Linked DNA regions of Homo sapiens: region 1 is linked to region 2. A link is a contact called in ENCODE Hi-C or POLR2A ChIA-PET data. All regions are on one chromosome and are shown on one strand. The core of a region is the stretch at or near the end of the contact, and the rest is flanking DNA. Distances in the headings are between cores, read along the strand shown.

Region 1 (4,197 bases), core at 1,596-4,095, 280 kb before region 2:
GTGCCTGCCCAGGAAAGCACTTGGCTTTCAGCTGTGTCAGTTTTCCATGACTCCTGCTTCTAGCGGGGAAGGAGGGCTGCGGCCTTCCAATGCTCAGCTGTGGTTTGCAGGCATCCCTGTTGTCTGCACCTGCAGCCCAGTCTGCTGCCACGCCCACCAAGCCATCTTTCTGAACCTCAAACGATGCTAGGATCTTTCTTCTCCCCACATACAACATTGTGGCAAGGAAGCCCAGTTCTTCCTGGCATTGCTTGTCAGTCCACTGCTTTGAAAGTGTGTCCTTATCCAAGTTGTGGCTGTGTGGACCTGCTGTTGTCCAGGAACCAGGAATGCTGGCGGTGAGTCACCCCCACCCAAGAAAATTGACCCTGGTTTGTGCGGCTCATCAGGCCTGCAGAAACCTCCTGCCGGCCATCCGGTGAGAGGAACCTCTGGGCTTGGTCAGCTTTCACACATGCCAGGGCAGCCTGGCTTTAGACACAAATCCCAGGCTGGGAGTAGCCAGAGGTGATGCCCATGAAGACTGAGAGGCCGCAGGAGTTTGTCTTCCCCCAGGCCACTGCCTGTCTGCTCCTGAGGGCAAGAACCCCCCACTGCCTGTCTGCTCCTGAGGGCAAGGACCCCCCACATTCACCCACGCGGCCCTGGAACCAGGGTCAGCAGCCACAGCCCCCGGCCACATCCAGCCCATGGTGTTTTTCTAAACGGACACAAGTTGAGAATTTTTTTTCACACTTTTAAAAACGTTTTTATTTCTATGTTATAAAGTGGGACATACACAGCCCATCGTGTGCAGAATTCCGCATCTCTTTATTCCCGCATTTCCTGGCCTTGTTAAGCACTTTTTTCCCTTAATGAAATATTTTTTCCTGGTTTCATCCATCCATATTGGGATGAGAGGGTTGTATTTTTCTAAAATGAAATGTGCTGATTCTGTTTGACTTTCTAACATGAATGGCCCATAGACTCATGTTTAAAAGATTGAAAAAAATTTTTAAAAATAGCATCTTGTGACACACAAAAATTATACCAAATTTAAATTCTGGTGTCCAGAAATAGTTTCATTTGAACCCAGCCCCCACTGCCTGTCACGTGCTGTGCTCATGGGTCTATCACACAGGGCAGCTCTCGTGGTATGGCAGAGACCACGTGGCCCACAGAGCCCAGAACGCCTGCTCTCCGGCCCATTATGCAGCAAATTTGCCAGCTCCCGGCACAGAACATGCCAGGGACTCTCTCATCCACTGAAACGTCCCACGAGCGGCTGTGCTTTGAGTCTTTTTCTGTCTTGTTACTATTGTGACTGACTTCTGGTAATCATTGGATTTTTTTCTTTTCTTTTTTCCTTTTGAAAGTGATACATGTTGGTTGGAACAAGTTAAAAAAAAAAAAAAAAAAAAAAAGAGGTCTGTGTGCTAAAATCGTTTGGAATGTCCCTCCTAACCTTCTTCACATCCCAGCTCTGTAGTGACCGATGTTTCCAATCTGAGGTGCAGCCTCCGTGGTTAATCTTTGCTCAGATGTACAGGGTGCCATTATTGTTCTTTTTACAAAAAAAAAAATGAAATGCTACAGTACATGTTACTCAGCAGCTTGTTTTATTTCACTGAATAATGAACATCTCTCCATATTAATTTGGATGTCACTGATTCATTACTTTTCACAGATGCAAAAGATTCCACAGTGGACCTTACAATAATTTTTTCACCTCTGCCGCTGTTGAGGAACATCCGTGTCAATTCCGTTTTTGTGTTATAATTCTGAAAATGAAAACCTTTGTATTCTAGTGTCTATGTACTCACGCTTTTATTCTGCAGTATAGAAACCTAAAAGTGGGACTGCTGAGTCAAAGACTGCGGGTTTTTCTAATATTAAGATGCAGTATAATGCATCTTCTCTCCCCAAATTACAGCATTTCGTGATGGCTGGCGAGGCCACAGGGAGATGGATGGTCTTTTCTTCAGAGGCTTGATTACTTTTTATCTTTAAAAAATCTCTAATAAAATGCCATTTCTTCTTCTTTATTTTTAGATAGATTCAAATGTTGAGGCTTAGTTGCCTAAAGAAAAGAGTGCAGGTAAGAGAGGGGTGTCTGTGCTTCCGTGGAAAGAAAGGGCTTGGATGGAATGGAAGGGCCACTGGGATACCATCTCCCCAAAGTCAGGGACCACCTCTGTCCCACTGACCGTGATGAGAGCTCATGGGGTGTTTGTGAAATGAGAGAATGAATGAATAAATAAGCGAATGAATGGATGGTGATAGAAAGGTCGCTGGAGAGGGACGGTGCTGATCCATGAGGGTGATGACACGCAGATCAACCAATCTCTGTCCCCCATGCCCTGCACGGGCACAAGTGCCGCTGTCCACAGACAAATGTTTGAGAACCCCTGGCTGTGGGACAGGAAGCTGAGACATTCTGCCTTCTCTGGGTTCCCCTGGGTGTGACAAGGGGTCCTCACTAAGCCGTCCTTTGACTATATTGGATGTAGAGAGAACACACATTATGTGTTTCTAAAATTCAGCAACTGCTTTTAAAAAAAAGAGGGATTCTCCATCTTCAAGAGGTTGTCTCTGCTCAAATAAACTCCAAATGTTGAACCGGGCTGGTCTCACATTCCTGCAAATAATAGGAATAATAATATTTGTATTTATTTTCTTTTTCTGTTAAAAAAAAACAAACAGAAATCTTAAGTGATCTTATTTCTCTTCAAAGGGCAAAACAGCTTTGCGGGCGAGCTTTGGAGCCAACTCTAAAGGGTCGTCCAGAGCACGGCCGCCTCCCCATACACACCCTGTCCTTGGCGTGGCTCCCGCAGCAGCCCTGGCCTCGCGCCTGTCTCCGGGCCTCCTCAGAGCCTGGCCTGGCTCCAGCCATCTCCACCACTGTGTGCCTGGGTCTCCTCCCGCTCTGCGCCGTCCCCCAGGGTGCCCCCTTGGCTCTCCTGCACACGTACCGAGGGGATGTCCCCTCCCACTCTGGACAGGTTCCTTAACCCTCTCTTTCGTAAATATAAAAATAGTTCCTGCCTCATGAGACGGCTCTAAAAATTAAATAGTAAAGCCCTCAGCATACTGCCTGCTTAAGAGCCATCTCTCAGAAAATAAGTTTGTTCTTGTAATAATAAACAACAACTTGAGTCCATACTGAGCTTCCTGCTTCAAACGCCACTGGGGCGGACCAGCCCCACGTCTCCTCCCTGCGTTGCACACGGGCAGGGCTGCAGCTTCCCCATGGGGCCTGCACCATGGTGGGACGGCCTGTGCGCCCCAGGCCCCGGATGCCCCGGCCTTGCTCCAGACACGTGGCCGTCAGCCTCCAAGGGCCCTGTGTTCACAAAGTCCCTTCCATTTTCCACCCCAAGCTGACAAAGACGCAGCTGGGGTGACCCCGAAGTGAGGGGTGAGATGTGGGTTACCAGCCCCTCCACCACCCTCTCCTCCCGGCCAGCAAGAGGCAAAGAAGGAAGCCAGGGCCTGTGGGGTGCCCACGCTGGTGAGAGGCAGAGGCCTCTGGGAGAGACGGGCTCCGTGCCAGCCCCCGGGCACGCTCCCCTCGAGGGTCCCCCAGGACCAGCTGGGGCGAGAGCCTCTGGCCAGTGCGGGGCACCTGAGGACTGCGTGGAGGGTGGAGGGGGCCCTACTGATAATAGGAGCTGGTGGCCACCCAGGGGCCTGCTCTGTTCCCGCCAGGCCGAGGCAAAGGGCGAGGCCACAGAGATGGTAGCAGACACGGGGCTGACAGGAGCCCAGAACAGCTCTGGGGACCGGGACAAGGGGGGACAGGAGGCCCCCTTGAGCAAGGGCTCCCAGGAAGCAGGTGCTGTGGTGGGGGTGCTCCACACTGCTCTGGCCCGGGAGGCCCCCTCGGTCGCCTGTGCTTGGGACCGCATTGCACAGAGCACTCTGGCTTCTTTCCACACACGGTCTTTCTCAGCCTTCACGCACACTCGGCCTTTCTCAGCCTTCACGCACACTCGGCCTTTCTCAGCCTTCATGCACACTCGGCCTTTCTCAGCCTTCACGCACACTCGGCTTTGCAGCCCTCCTGCGCACACGTGGAAGGCCCACAGGTGGACGGCACACAGTAGGGCTGCTCCCGATCCTGCAGCTGCGCCTGAGCCTTTCTTGCCTTTGCAAAATCGGTGCTCCCTCCTGGGCCCACTACGGCACAGCTGTAGGTCCTGCAGAGCCTTGCCG
Region 2 (4,690 bases), core at 1,781-4,280:
TGGCGCGGTCTCAGCTCACTGCAACCTCCGCCTCCCGGGTTCACGTCATTCTCCTGCCTCAGCCTCCTGAGTAGCTGGAACTACAGGCACCCACAACCATGCCCGGCTAATTTTTTTTTTTTTTGTATTTTTAGTAGAGACGGGGTTTCACCGTGTTAGCCAGGATGGTCTTGATCTCCTGACCTCGTGATCTGCCCGCCTTGGCCTCCCAAAATGCTGGGATTACAGGTGTGAGCCACTGCGCCCGGCCCTATTTTGTTTTTTACAGCATTTCTTGGATATCATTTAAGTACAATTTTTAGATGTACCAGAATCCAGTGGTGCAATGAGAATAGAAGATGGTAGCATGTTTACCTTTTATTGTTCTAGGTGGTTATCAAAATTAACATATGGCTCAGAATATCATCCTGGAGTCTTGACCGATGACAGCGAAATTATTTGTCAGCCTGGAAATTTTCATGTCCTAAACATATACCAGTTATGGGAGTGTTCATGATTTAAGAATCATAGGTATTCTATGAATTTTTGGCTGCTCTTAAACATTTGTCAATAAACTAATGTTGGTTGGGACCTACAATAAAGTGTAGTTTAGATATTGATATACCACTCATACATAATACAAATGGGGACTTTTAATGACAGTCAGAAAAACGAGAATGATTCACATTAATTTCGAGCCTTCTATGTGTCCTGCATCACCCAGTAGGTATTTCACATATGCTATATGTTTTTTATTACAAAAATAACACTGCAGAGAGCCCATAACTGTTTTCCAGGAATCCTGAATTTTCTCTTTAGTGATGCTACACATACTTACTTTGGACATCAGCAATCTAACTGCCGGCTTTGCAAACTCATTCTTCAAGAGGCAAGTCATTCTTGGTAACAGCGTCCTCAGGAATGAAGCTCCTGCAGTTGAGGTTCAGTGAACGCTGCGTCAGGGATCTGCGCAGCACGTGTGGAACCCAATGAGAGTCCTTGCTGTGCAGGCACCGGGATGCTCACATAGTAAAAACTCGAGTCCATCGGGAAGCCCAGGAACTGAAAGGCATAAAGAAACCGAGTGCTAGAACACGAAGATGACATTTAGACACAGATGCTTTTCTGCAAGTCACCACACTTTAATTTTAAGAAAGGAGACTAGCGATCTATTGAATAATTCATTCCCTCATGGCACTGGTTCAACACCCCAGGCTCCTCTGCTGAGAAGCCTCCTTATGTAGCTGTACTGGACAAGTGCGGTAGAAAAGACAGAACCCAGTGGGGATGACAGAATTCTTTAATTGTCTGCAAAAGAGGAAATCCAGTTGGTGGAGAGAAAAATTATTTCCACATTGGAAAAAAAAGTAATGACAAAAATAAAAAGGCTTTGTCAAATATAGTTCACTCTTCTCATTACTTGCCTTAGTGTTTCAAAGATAAACGCTTTTTGTTACAACACATCACAGATAACGCAACTTCGCCTGACTGAACCCGGCGTGGGGAGACTGCAGAGATGGCGCTCTGCAGCCAAAACAAAGGGTGGGGGAGGGGAGGGGCAATTACAAAAAAGACACCTTATGAAAAAAAATCCCTACAATTCACAAAGCTTGCTACTGAAATTAATTTCAGGTTTCCACGTCCACGGGGACACGTACAGGATTTAAAATGACGATCACGTGGCATCTCTCAGGGCCAAATGGGGCGCATCAAAGCTTCCCCTCGACGTTTATTAACTCTGCAGTCCGTTCTCTACGTCTGCGAAGAATTGGCAGATAACGATGTGTCTGAGAGAAGAGGCGTTTTCTAAGGAGACACACAAAGGGAGTGGGACCCTCCAACCTCACTCTGTGAGAGGAACACCGCACAGCAGTGTGGGGGCTCGAACACCCCAAGAGCGGCAGAGCGCGGTTCAGAAAACATGACCCTTGAAATGCACACAAAGCCTAACAACGTGTCCTCCGCGGAAGAAAACAGCTTGAAAAGGTCGGCTTTGAAGTGACCCAGCGGAAAGGAATCACCCTGGAAGAAACACGCAGCAGCCCCGGGGCAATGCGCGGGCAGGAGGAGCAGCGAGCGCGGGGAGCGCAGGGCCCTTCGGAGAGGGCGCTCCACCGGCCCTGCGCTCCGTACCTGTGCCGCCACGCCCACCGGTCCCCTGCTGAGCCTAGCACCGCCCATTTAGACCCAGCACCACCCGTCCGGACCGAACCTAGCACCGCCCGTCCGGACCCAGCAGCGCCCATTTGGATACTGCACCGCCCGTCCAGACCCAGAACCGCCCGTCCGGACCCAGTACCACCCATCGGACCCAGCGCCGCCCATTTAGACCCAGCACCGCCAGTCCGAACCGAACCTAGCACCGCCCATGGGACCCATCGCCCGTTCGGACCCAGCACCGCCCGTCCAGATCCAGCACTGCACCCCCATTTGGATCCAGCACCGCCCGTCCAGACCCGGACCCGCCAGTCCGGACCGAACCCAGCACCGCCCATCGGATCCGGCGCCGCCCATTTAGACCTAGCACCACCCATCCGAACCGAACCTAGCACCGCCCATCGGACCCACCGCCCGTCTGGACCCAGCACCGCCCGTCTGGAACCAGCACCGCCCGTCCACAGATCCATCACCACCCATTTGGACCCAGCACCGCCCGTCCCCGCCCGTCCGGACCGAACGCAGCACCGCCCATCGGACCCAGCAGCGCCCATTTAGACCTAGCACCGCCCGTCCGAACCGAACATAGCACCGCCCATCGGACCCATCACCGCCCGTCCAGATCCAGCACCGCCCATTTGGATCCAGCACCGCCCGTCCGGACTCTGCACCGCGCGTCCGGACCCAACACAGCACCACCCATCGGACCCAGCACTGCCCATTTAGATCCAGCAGCGCGCGTCCGAACCGAACCTAGCACCGCTGGTCGGGAAGGAACCCGGTACCGCCGGTTGGGACCCACCACCGCCAGTCCAGACGGAACCCTAGCACCGCGCGGGGCCCGCCCTCCGACACCTCCCTCCCTGGCGGCCGCGGCAGCAGCACCTAGTGGAGCGGCCCGGAGGTGCGGCGGCGCCGCGCGGGGCGGCGGCGCGCACGGCGGGCGGCGGCGCGCACGGCGGCGGGCGGGGCGCGGGCGGGTGCGGGCGGCGGGCGGCGGGCGCCGGGCGCACACCGGCCGGCGGGGCTGAGGCGGCGCGGCGCGGCGCGGACTGAGCCCCAGGCGGAGGCCAAGTCGGAGGACGCGGCGCGGCCGCGGAGGCGGAGGCAGCCGCGGAGGCGGAGGCGGCCGGCGGGGGGTGGCGAGGGGCGCCGGGCCCCCGCGGACCTGTCGTCCTCGGCCCGTCCTCCGGCCCCGGCCCCGCGCGGCTGAGGAGGCGCGGCCAGGACCATGTCGGCGGGCGGCCGTGACGAGGAGCGGCGGAAGCTGGCCGACATCATCCACCACTGGAACGCCAACCGGCTGGACCTGTTCGAGATCAGCCAGCCGACCGAGGTGAGCACCGCCGGGCGCGGGGCCTGCGCGACCCCCGCCCGCTGCGCCGCGCCCCGCCCCTCCCCCCCGCCGCCGCCCGCCAGCCGCGGACCCGCCCTCCTTTCCCCCTCCCCCCTCCGCCCCTTCTCTCCCCTCCCCCTCCCCCAGGCCCACCGCGGGCCCCGGCGTCCCCCGCAGCCCCCGTCCCCCTGCCGCGGTGTATCCCGGGGTCGCGCGGGCCGAGCGGGGGCTGGCGGGGCGCGGCAGTCACCTGTTCCCCTCTCCGGCCGCTCACCTGGTGGCTCACCTGGGCCGCCGCCCCCACCCCCGCGAGCGCGGCGCGGCCCCGGCCTCATCCCCGGCGGCGCGGGGGGCGCGGCGGCGCGCGGGGCCGGCGCCCTCCACCTGCAGCCCGGTTGTGGCTCGCGGCGCCCCTTCGCCGTGGCCGGGATGGAGCCTGTGACGCGCGCTGTGCTTCGGGTTCATAAACTTGCAGGCTGCCAGCTGGGAGGGGAAAGTCAGTATCACAAAGTTCGGGAGGTGCGGGCTGCCTGATGGCACAGGCCCGGAGTCGGACGCCTCCGAGGAAAGGCGCGCCTTCTCCACCTTCGGGGCCGCGAGGAAGGGCCCTCTGCGGCGGCCTCTGCCCGGAGGGAGGCGCCGGCCCCAGGCTGGCTCCCTGAGAGGAGGAGGAAATCACGCTCGCTCCTGGCCTGGTAACAATGGGGGTTGTTTATAGCAAAGCTGCTGAAAGCGTTCCGAGCAGCTTTTAAAAAAATGTTTGAGTCCAAGTCCACTAGGAAGGGCTCCGTGGAGAGGGGAGGGAGGTGAAGGGTCGGGGAGCAACCCTGTAAATCGCTCCGCAAGGGTCGGTTCCGCGCTCTGTTCATTCGGTGGCTGCACAGACTTTACCAGCATAAAAAAATTTCACTCAATATTTGTGCCCGTTTAGGAAATCATTTTAATAGCGTCTATTTTTGATTTGTTGTAATAGGTAATTTATAGTTAATACTTGCTATAAAATACTAGCTCCTAGGCAACAAAACATGTTTGGCAGATTTGAACATTCTTACGAAATGTAATCCTTTTATCATTAAATTCCACTTTATGTTTTTGAGAGAATTTGACTATTGCTTCTCTGATTTCTTGAGTTTTTGCCAGTCATGGGAAGGACTCTATTTCTTCTGTTTTCATCTGTACCTGTGACTGCACTTGACGTGGGTAGCTAGCCATTTGTCT

Evidence for each region. A loop is a pair of places that touch in the nucleus more often than their neighbours do. ChIA-PET counts read pairs that join two places held with the same protein, here RNA polymerase II (POLR2A). Pooled maps may share reads with other maps.
Region 1: a loop to region 2 is called in a map of ascending aorta, with 3 times the contacts of the local background. The contact joins the enhancer-like site here to the promoter of AFDN-DT in region 2. A Hi-C loop is called at or near these places in 3 of 168 maps with a recorded cell type or tissue (ascending aorta, chondrocyte and endothelial cell of umbilical vein) and 9 of 50 pooled maps. POLR2A ChIA-PET finds 5 or more read pairs at or near these places in 1 of 52 experiments (activated T-cell).

The regions. Positions count from the first base shown.
Region 1 is chr6:167,548,251-167,552,447 of GRCh38, forward strand. LOC105378129 (a long non-coding RNA gene) reads left to right here. Exons shown (of 3, transcript XR_943268.2): 2 at 2,032-2,077; 3 at 2,714-3,142. Among named protein-coding and RNA genes, the nearest start is that of LINC02538, 130 kb to the right of the region's middle. Within about 2 kb of position 2,846, at least 14 of the 41 ENCODE cell types and tissues checked have a DNase peak (open chromatin) inside an H3K27ac peak, as active enhancers do; they include ascending aorta, where a contact is called at or near this core.
Region 2 is chr6:167,823,766-167,828,455 of GRCh38, forward strand. It overlaps AFDN-DT (AFDN divergent transcript), which reads right to left and starts at 3,031. Exons shown (of 2, transcript NR_027906.1): 1 at 1,638-3,031; 2 at 125-1,041. It overlaps AFDN (afadin, adherens junction formation factor), which reads left to right and starts at 3,146. Exons shown (of 34, transcript NM_001386888.1): 1 at 3,146-3,472. The coding sequence starts at 3,368. RefSeq lists silencers at 2,115-2,184, 3,099-3,298 and enhancers at 2,769-2,838, 2,869-2,948.